Regions from separate parts of the Homo sapiens genome. Here region 1 is linked to region 2. Evidence: chromatin contacts called from ENCODE Hi-C or POLR2A ChIA-PET data. All regions are on one chromosome and are shown on one strand. Each heading gives the region's core, a stretch centred on a gene start or an enhancer-like site at or near the end of the contact. The rest is flanking DNA. Distances are from core to core; before and after follow the strand shown. Region 1 overlaps PLD1 (phospholipase D1). Region 2 has its middle 54 kb from the start of EIF5A2.

What was found. Hi-C counts contacts between places; a loop is a spot of excess contacts on that map. ChIA-PET counts read pairs that join two places held with the same protein, here RNA polymerase II (POLR2A). Pooled maps may share reads with other maps.
Region 1: a pooled map shows a loop between it and region 2 (3-fold over the local background). The contact joins two enhancer-like sites. A Hi-C loop is called at or near these places in 1 of 168 maps with a recorded cell type or tissue (K562) and 3 of 50 pooled maps. POLR2A ChIA-PET finds 5 or more read pairs at or near these places in 2 of 52 experiments (HEK293 and activated T-cell).

Annotation. Positions count from the first base shown.
Region 1 is chr3:171,613,078-171,616,485 of GRCh38, reverse strand. The region is part of intron 24 of PLD1 (phospholipase D1); the gene reads left to right. Among named protein-coding and RNA genes, the nearest start is that of TNIK, 150 kb to the right of the region's middle. Within about 2 kb of position 1,750, at least 2 of the 41 ENCODE cell types and tissues checked have a DNase peak (open chromatin) inside an H3K27ac peak, as active enhancers do.
Region 2 is chr3:170,960,330-170,964,138 of GRCh38, reverse strand. No RefSeq gene overlaps it. Among named protein-coding and RNA genes, the nearest start is that of EIF5A2, 54 kb to the right of the region's middle. Within about 2 kb of position 2,103, at least 2 of the 41 ENCODE cell types and tissues checked have a DNase peak (open chromatin) inside an H3K27ac peak, as active enhancers do.

The DNA of each region.
Region 1 (3,408 bases), core at 501-3,000, 650 kb before region 2:
GCAACCTTAATTCCATATACAGCCTTAGTTCGCCTTTGCCATTGAACATATATTCACAGTTTTCGGAGATTTGAACACGGACATTTTGGAGAGCTGCTATTCTGCATACCACACAAGGATTCACAATTTCTAAGTGAGACACACAAAATAAGCACAAACCACAAAGGAAAGATAAATCCAACTGCATTAAAATTCAGAAATTTCTTCATTAAAAGGTACTGTAAAGAGAATAAAAAGATAAACCACAAACTGAAATATTTGCAACCCATTTAATACACAGAACACATAAAGAACTCCTATAAATCAATAAGAAAAAACAAATGTCCAAAGAAAAATGGGCAAAGAAATTGTATAGGAACTTCATCAAAAAGAACATACCCAAGCCTCATAAGCATGTGAAAAAATGTTGCTTCTCATTAACATGAGACAAATAAGAGTTTTTAAAAATACCAGACTGGCAAACAGTTAAAAGTTGGGCAATCTAAGTATTGGCATGGCTGTGGAGCAATACAGACTCCCCTCCACTGCTGTTGGGAGTGTAAGTTGGAAAACATTCTGGTGTTACCTAGTAAAGTCATACACCCTGCAGCTTAGCAACCCACGCCTACATACAGAGCCTAAGAAACTCACACATGTCTATACCAAGAAACAAATACTCAGCTATGTAGAGCAGAATTGTGCATCACAGCAAAACTCTGGAAGCAACCCAAACATCCATCAATAGCAGAATAAATAAAGAAATCCCTAGTGTGTTCATTCAAGGAAAAGAAATGCATTACAATTATGTACAGAAAAATCTCAAAGACATAAGACTGAATGAAAGAAGCAAATCTCAAAGGACTATCTGATATATGATTCCACTTATATAAATTAAAAACAAGTCAGAAGTAAACTCTTTTTTTGTTGTTTAGGAAAACATTCAGAGCATGATGAACACAAAGTTAAACATCAAGTCTTCCTCTTGGGGAGGGAAGGGTATGCATGGGAAGGTGCACAAAGCCTTCTGGGATGTGGTAATATTGTTTTTGGCCAGGGTAATAAATTCAGTGATGACTATTTTATTATTGCTTAAGTTTTACACACATATTTTCATATAGCCTTTTGTATTTTGCCATATTCACAATTTTTAGAATGTTTTCTAATAGCACTCAGAACAGGTCATATAAACAAGAAGGATGCTTATAGAGTAAAAGACCAAAATTCCCCTTATTTTCTTCTCTCTCTTCACTGAAAAGCACCTACTATTGTTAACAGTTCAGTGTGTATCTTTCTAGATCTCTTGTTCTGTCTTCTTCCTCATATGTTGTATAAAAATAGGGTAATACTACAACTGTTCTTCTGAATTTGATTTTCAGAATACAGGAACAAATGGAGGGAGCATTTACATCCATCATATCTTATTATATCTAATTTATTCATTCATCTAAAATTTTCTCATTTCTTTCCTCACATGCCTATTAAATAGCAGCCAACACACTTATTTAATGTGGTGGAGAGTCAGTTATCTGGGTAATTCCATGTTGGCCCTTAAAATACAAGAACGACACCCTCTGTCTAATAATTCCAGCTCAGAATGCTGGAAATGTATTCCTCACCTCGGGAGTGTCGGGGCCCACTGTGGTGGGAGAGGAATGGGGGCGCGTGGGAGAATGTGTGTGCGGAGGGGGCTTTCCAGGCTGGCTCACATCCCAGGTTCTCCTGACCCGAAACAAAGCAGTGATGTCAGTTCAATCCAGCAGCCCCCGCCTGACAGCGGCCTCTGCTGGCTCCAGGGGCACAGTAAAAGTCCTAAAGTAGCAATATGGGATCTTCAATCTTTGAGCTCCTACAGTTCACACATGGGGCGATTAAGCCAGAGAGGAGGCTTCTTTAAACAAATGCTACATTCCATCAAATGGTCGGTTCCTATGGCAGCATTCTCCGGTGCAGTTATTGTAGAGTTAACAAGGATCTGATAATAATGCCAGTAATAATTAACATTTGTAGAGCAGCTTGTAAATCATTAAGTGCTTTCACATGGTCTTACTTAATTCCCACAATATCCCTACAAGGTCTATATTATTATCTCAATTTATGAAAGATTATATTAAAGCTGAGAAAGATTAAGTGAATTGCCCAAATTAATGTTGGGGCAACTGTCAAGCTCAAAGATATAGCTGCAAATTTTATAGCATAACCACGATGTAAGTCTATGTATAAAGGATGATTTGGTGCTAACAAAACAAAGTGTTTCAAAGGTTCCCACTTTTCAGCAGCACTCCAGTAGCATTCTCACATTTCTGTAGGGTGCTCGATCCTTTCTCTGTTACCCAGGGCCACCATGGGGAAACACTCACATCCATAGTCATCATAGATTTATATATTAACCACATGACAATATTCTGGCAACAGGCAGTAAAGTCTCTTCAGGAAAGGGCAGCTTTTCTCATTCATCTCACCATTTGAGCTCTGGTAGGGCTGCTGTCACCTTATAGCTCTGGCTGCTCCAGTCAGAGGGCCGCCAGGGTGCCTGTTCAACCTGACCCTTCTGCTCCACGTCTGAAGAAGCAGTGGAGTTGTTGCAGCTAGAGCAAGAGGAACAAGAAGAGTCAGTCAGGCCCTTTCTGTAGTTTGCAGGACACCTCAAGGATTCAAATGCATGAATCTGCAGAGATTAATGCAAAAAAACGTGATGAGGTTCCTGAATACACAGCAGAGGACTGCAGAAAGCACAGGTTGAACTAATAGCAAAATATTTGCCCTTCACATGTAAAAGTCAACATTCTCAGCTCACTTGGATTTAAAAAAAAAAATGGACTCCTTGAATGAACCAGGTATTGAGCTAATAAAGAGAATTAATAATTTTAAAAAATAGAATGGAGGAAAGTTGCTACAGAAGCTATTGGCATGCTACACAAGTGAGGGAGGCAAGAAAGCAGAAAGCCCAAAGCCACAAATGACAATCTGTATTTGAGATTATACTCTATTAATTATGAAGGTACTCTTGAGTTTTGACATTCACAGTTATGTGACTTTGAGTTAAAGCCTACAGAGAGCCTGATTCTTAACTCCAAAAGCAAAGCCATCTTTCCTACTGAACTGGTAGGCATGCCTTTTTTCAAGTGCTTGATGATTGTAACAGTTAGAATCTTTTGTGCCACAAGGTAGAAAACTCAACTAGAAGTGTGTGTGAAACAATAAGGAACAATGTAGAAAATAAGGAAAATATATTATTTCACATGACAGAAGGTAAGAATATTCAAAGGTTGGCTAATTCAATGACTTAAAGACCCAGAATCTTTCTTCTTTTTTAATTGTTATTTTTATGTTTTGTTTAGAGATGAAGTCTTGCTCTTTGGCCCAGGCTGAAGTGCAGTGGTGCAGTTACAGCCCACTGCAAATTTGAAATCCTAGGCTCAGGCGATCCTC
Region 2 (3,809 bases), core at 854-3,353:
TAGACAGGAAAGATATAAAAGACCCCATTCTGAAAAAGATTGAGCTTAAAATCTATTACATAAGATGCATATGCTAGTGGCTTGATTTGACTTATATAGATCTGGGACATATATGCCTGCCAACTATAGGTATTGGAGTTCTCTAAAGTCCCCTACCAGGGGAAAACACTCCTTGGTGAGATGTGTACACTGAGTATTTAGGGAGATTTTATGTAAATTGGTAAAATTTTAGTTTCTTTAACTACAAAATGTCTCTCACCTGCTTTCCTTCTCACTGGGCAACTTCCTCTTTATTAAAATTGACATCATCACTTATTATCCCATACAAATGTGCTTGTTCAGCTCCCACAATAAAATGTCTGGCCCAAAATGCCAATAGAGCTAAAGCTGAGAAACCCTAGCTTATGTATATATATGACCTCATTTATATTTTCTGAGGGCTACTTTGCTCACTTGTAACATGGGAATAAAAATACCTTCAAGGTATTTTCTGACCCTTGAAAACATAAATGATTTACTCAAGAGTACCTATCTAATAAACAATAATACTAAATATTGGACCCAGATTTCTAAATGCAGTTACCTTTCTATTTCATTACAATCTTGGTATCTACTAGATTCTTACAGCTCTCCTACTTGTATTCCCGCCTCCCTCCTTTCCTGAGCATGGTAACCCCACTCTTCAACCCTCATTTTTTTCTACCTGGCTTTCTTACCTTTTCTGACCTCCGATACTGTCTTCTCTTGGGTTATCATTTGGCCTTCTTATCCTCTGGTTCTATGTTAGGCCCAAGTAACAATGTTAGAGCCTGAAATTCCTTCCTTCATTAATGAATGTACACAATGGAATAACATTAGGAATATAATTTCTCTCCTAAATATTTTTATTGTTTGCTTAATATAGGTGCTCAGAGTTAAAACTTAGGGGGAAAAAAGATAGCAAGAGAGAAAATTTAAATCGGTCAATCTCCAAATCTAGAAATATATCTCTGCCATCAATTTTAGTATTTTCTCTATGCAAATCTTTTCTTCTATTAAAAAGCATTATGTCAACAATATGGTGTATTTTTTTTCCTATAATAACACTGGGGGCCTCTTTCTATGCCACTAAATATTGTTCTCGAGCACCATTTTTAATAGCTCCATAGTAATTCATTGTATGGATATATTAGAATGTCTTTAACCAACTTTGTATTGTTGGTTAGGCTGCTTCTAATTTTTAGCTTTTACAAACATATTTTGTAACATATACGAAATATTCTTAAAGCAAATCTTTGATCATTCTTTTCATGTTTTTACCTAGAAGAATATATAGATCAAATGACATTCAAGAATTTAAGGGTTTTGACAGACTCAAATTGAAAGGAAATTTTACTTCAAATTGATAACTTTTTTTTTTGGTAGGTGGGGCTGCTAAGCCATGAACATCCTTTATCCAGGTTGGTTTCTCACTATGGTGGCCTCTCATTGCTTATCTGTGAAATGAACAACCAGAGTAAGGCTGGCAGTTGGTGGTAATTAGTCAGTACTTTTACCACTACTATAAACTACTTCTGAATAATCTTGAAATTCAATTCCACTGACCTTTAGTAAATTCCACATCATATTAAACACAATCCAAAGACTATAAACATAAACTGCCTACCTTGGAGGTGTTTATAATTTAGTGTACACACATTATTATGTAATACAAAATGTTATCAGTTTGGTAAGAAAATTTAAAAGTGCTGTAGAAAGAGGAATATTTCTGAGTAAGGTGTTTGGGGAAATTGTCATGAGGGAAATGATATTTAATTCAGGCTTCAATGATGGGCAAGGTCAGATTTTGAACTGGCAATAGGCAGAAGGGCATTGGGAGTATGGAGACACACAAAGCAGAATAGTCAGTGGCAAGAAAGTGTATGACATTTATTTGAAAAAAAAAGGACAGCAGTCAATGTTTCTCCTGAGTAGGGTTAATGCAAGGCAACAATAATAGATACACTGGGAAAAGAAGATTGGTATCAAACTGTAAATTCTTTGCTGAGGAGTGGAAACTATTTGGAGGGGAATAGGGAGCTGATGAAGGGGACAGAAATGCTGCACGAAGGTTACTCTGTGAGCAGTGTGGATCACAGTGGCATCTGGTGTTGGGAATTATCACAGTAGCTCTTTTGTGAGAAGAAAATAAGGGCCTGGAAATGAGAAAGGTCGAAGAGAAGGAAACTGACAGCCAGAAAACGTATAGCTGAACCTCTTCAAATTGTGTAAAATATAATAATGCAAGCAAGAGTAAAATTGGCAAATTTAAAAAGCTTGATTTATAGTCTATGTTCCTCCCACCCAAATTTTTCCTAAATTAATATGCAACTGTCAGCACAGATTGTTTGCTGTTAATTTAACTACATTTGAAAAGCTTTAGCACCACCTGGTGATGAAAACTCAGATCGACTCCAACAACCCTAAATTCCATCTTTTTTTCTGCCAAGTTTTTATTTTGAAAACATTTCAAACATACATAAAATTTTAAAGAATACTGTAATAACACCCTTACACCTTCATCATATTTACCAATTGTTATGTTTTGCCACATTTGCTTTAGTTCTTCCTCTATGTGTTGAACCATCTGAAAGTAAACTACAGACACTAAAACAATTCAAAAACTGTCAGCATAAACTTCCTGAAAGGATACCCTCTGCATAATGACAATACCATCTCCTTACCTGAAAAATTAATAATTTTACACCATCATCTAATATGCAATCTATATTCAAATCTTCCAAGTTTTCATCAAAAAAAATGTTTTTAAGTTTGCATTTTTAAGGCCAGAATGTAATCAAGACTTACGCTTTGCATTTGGTTGACATGTTTCAGGGGTCTCTTTTAATCTAGAGCAATTCTCACTTTTTATTTTGGCCTTCCATGGAGGCCTTTGCTGACTATCTTATCCAAGATCCACCCTACCCCCATTGGGGTAGGGTGCTTTTCTGTCTTTGCTTTTCTGCCCCCATTTTACTTAACATTTATTGACACTTAGCATTTAGCGGCTTTCCCTCTTCCTTTTTTTTTTTTCTTGCCTGTCTCTTCCCACTGAAGTATCAGCTCCATGAGAAGAAGGATTTTGTTTGTTTTGTTCACTGCCCACTGCTCCATCCTCAGTATCCAGAACAGTGCCTGGTATACAAAAAGTGCTCAATAAATACTATCTGTTGAAGGAAAGCATTGACCTCTGGGAGTTTGATTATTAAATGTCTTGAGGTAATATTATTTGGGTTAAATCTGCTTGTTATTCTATAACCTTCTTGTACTTGAATATTGATATCTTTCTCTAGGTCTGGAAAGTTCTGTTATTATCTCTTCAAATAAACTTTGTATCCTGGACTCTCACTCTAATTCTTTTTTAAGGCCAATTACTCTTAGATCTGCCCTTTAGGGGCTATTTTCTAGATCTTGTGGGCATTTTTCCTTTTTTTTTTTTTTGAGATGGCATCTTACTCTGTCGCCTAGGCTGGAGTGCAATGCGGCGATTTCGGCCTACTACAACCTCCACCCCCCCGGTTTCAAGCAATTCTCCTGCCTCAGCCTCCAAAGTAGCTGGGATTATAGGTGCCTGCCACTGCACCTGGCTAATTTTTGTATTTTTAGTAGGGACGGGGTTTCACCATCTTGGCCAGGCTGGTCTTGAACTCCTGACCTCGTGATCCACCCACCTCAGCCTCCCAAAGTCCTGGGATTACAGGAATGAGCCACCGCGCCCGGCCAAGCAGGCATGTTTCATTCCATTTTATTCTTTTTTGTCTCCTCTGCCTGTATATTTTTAAGCAGCCTGT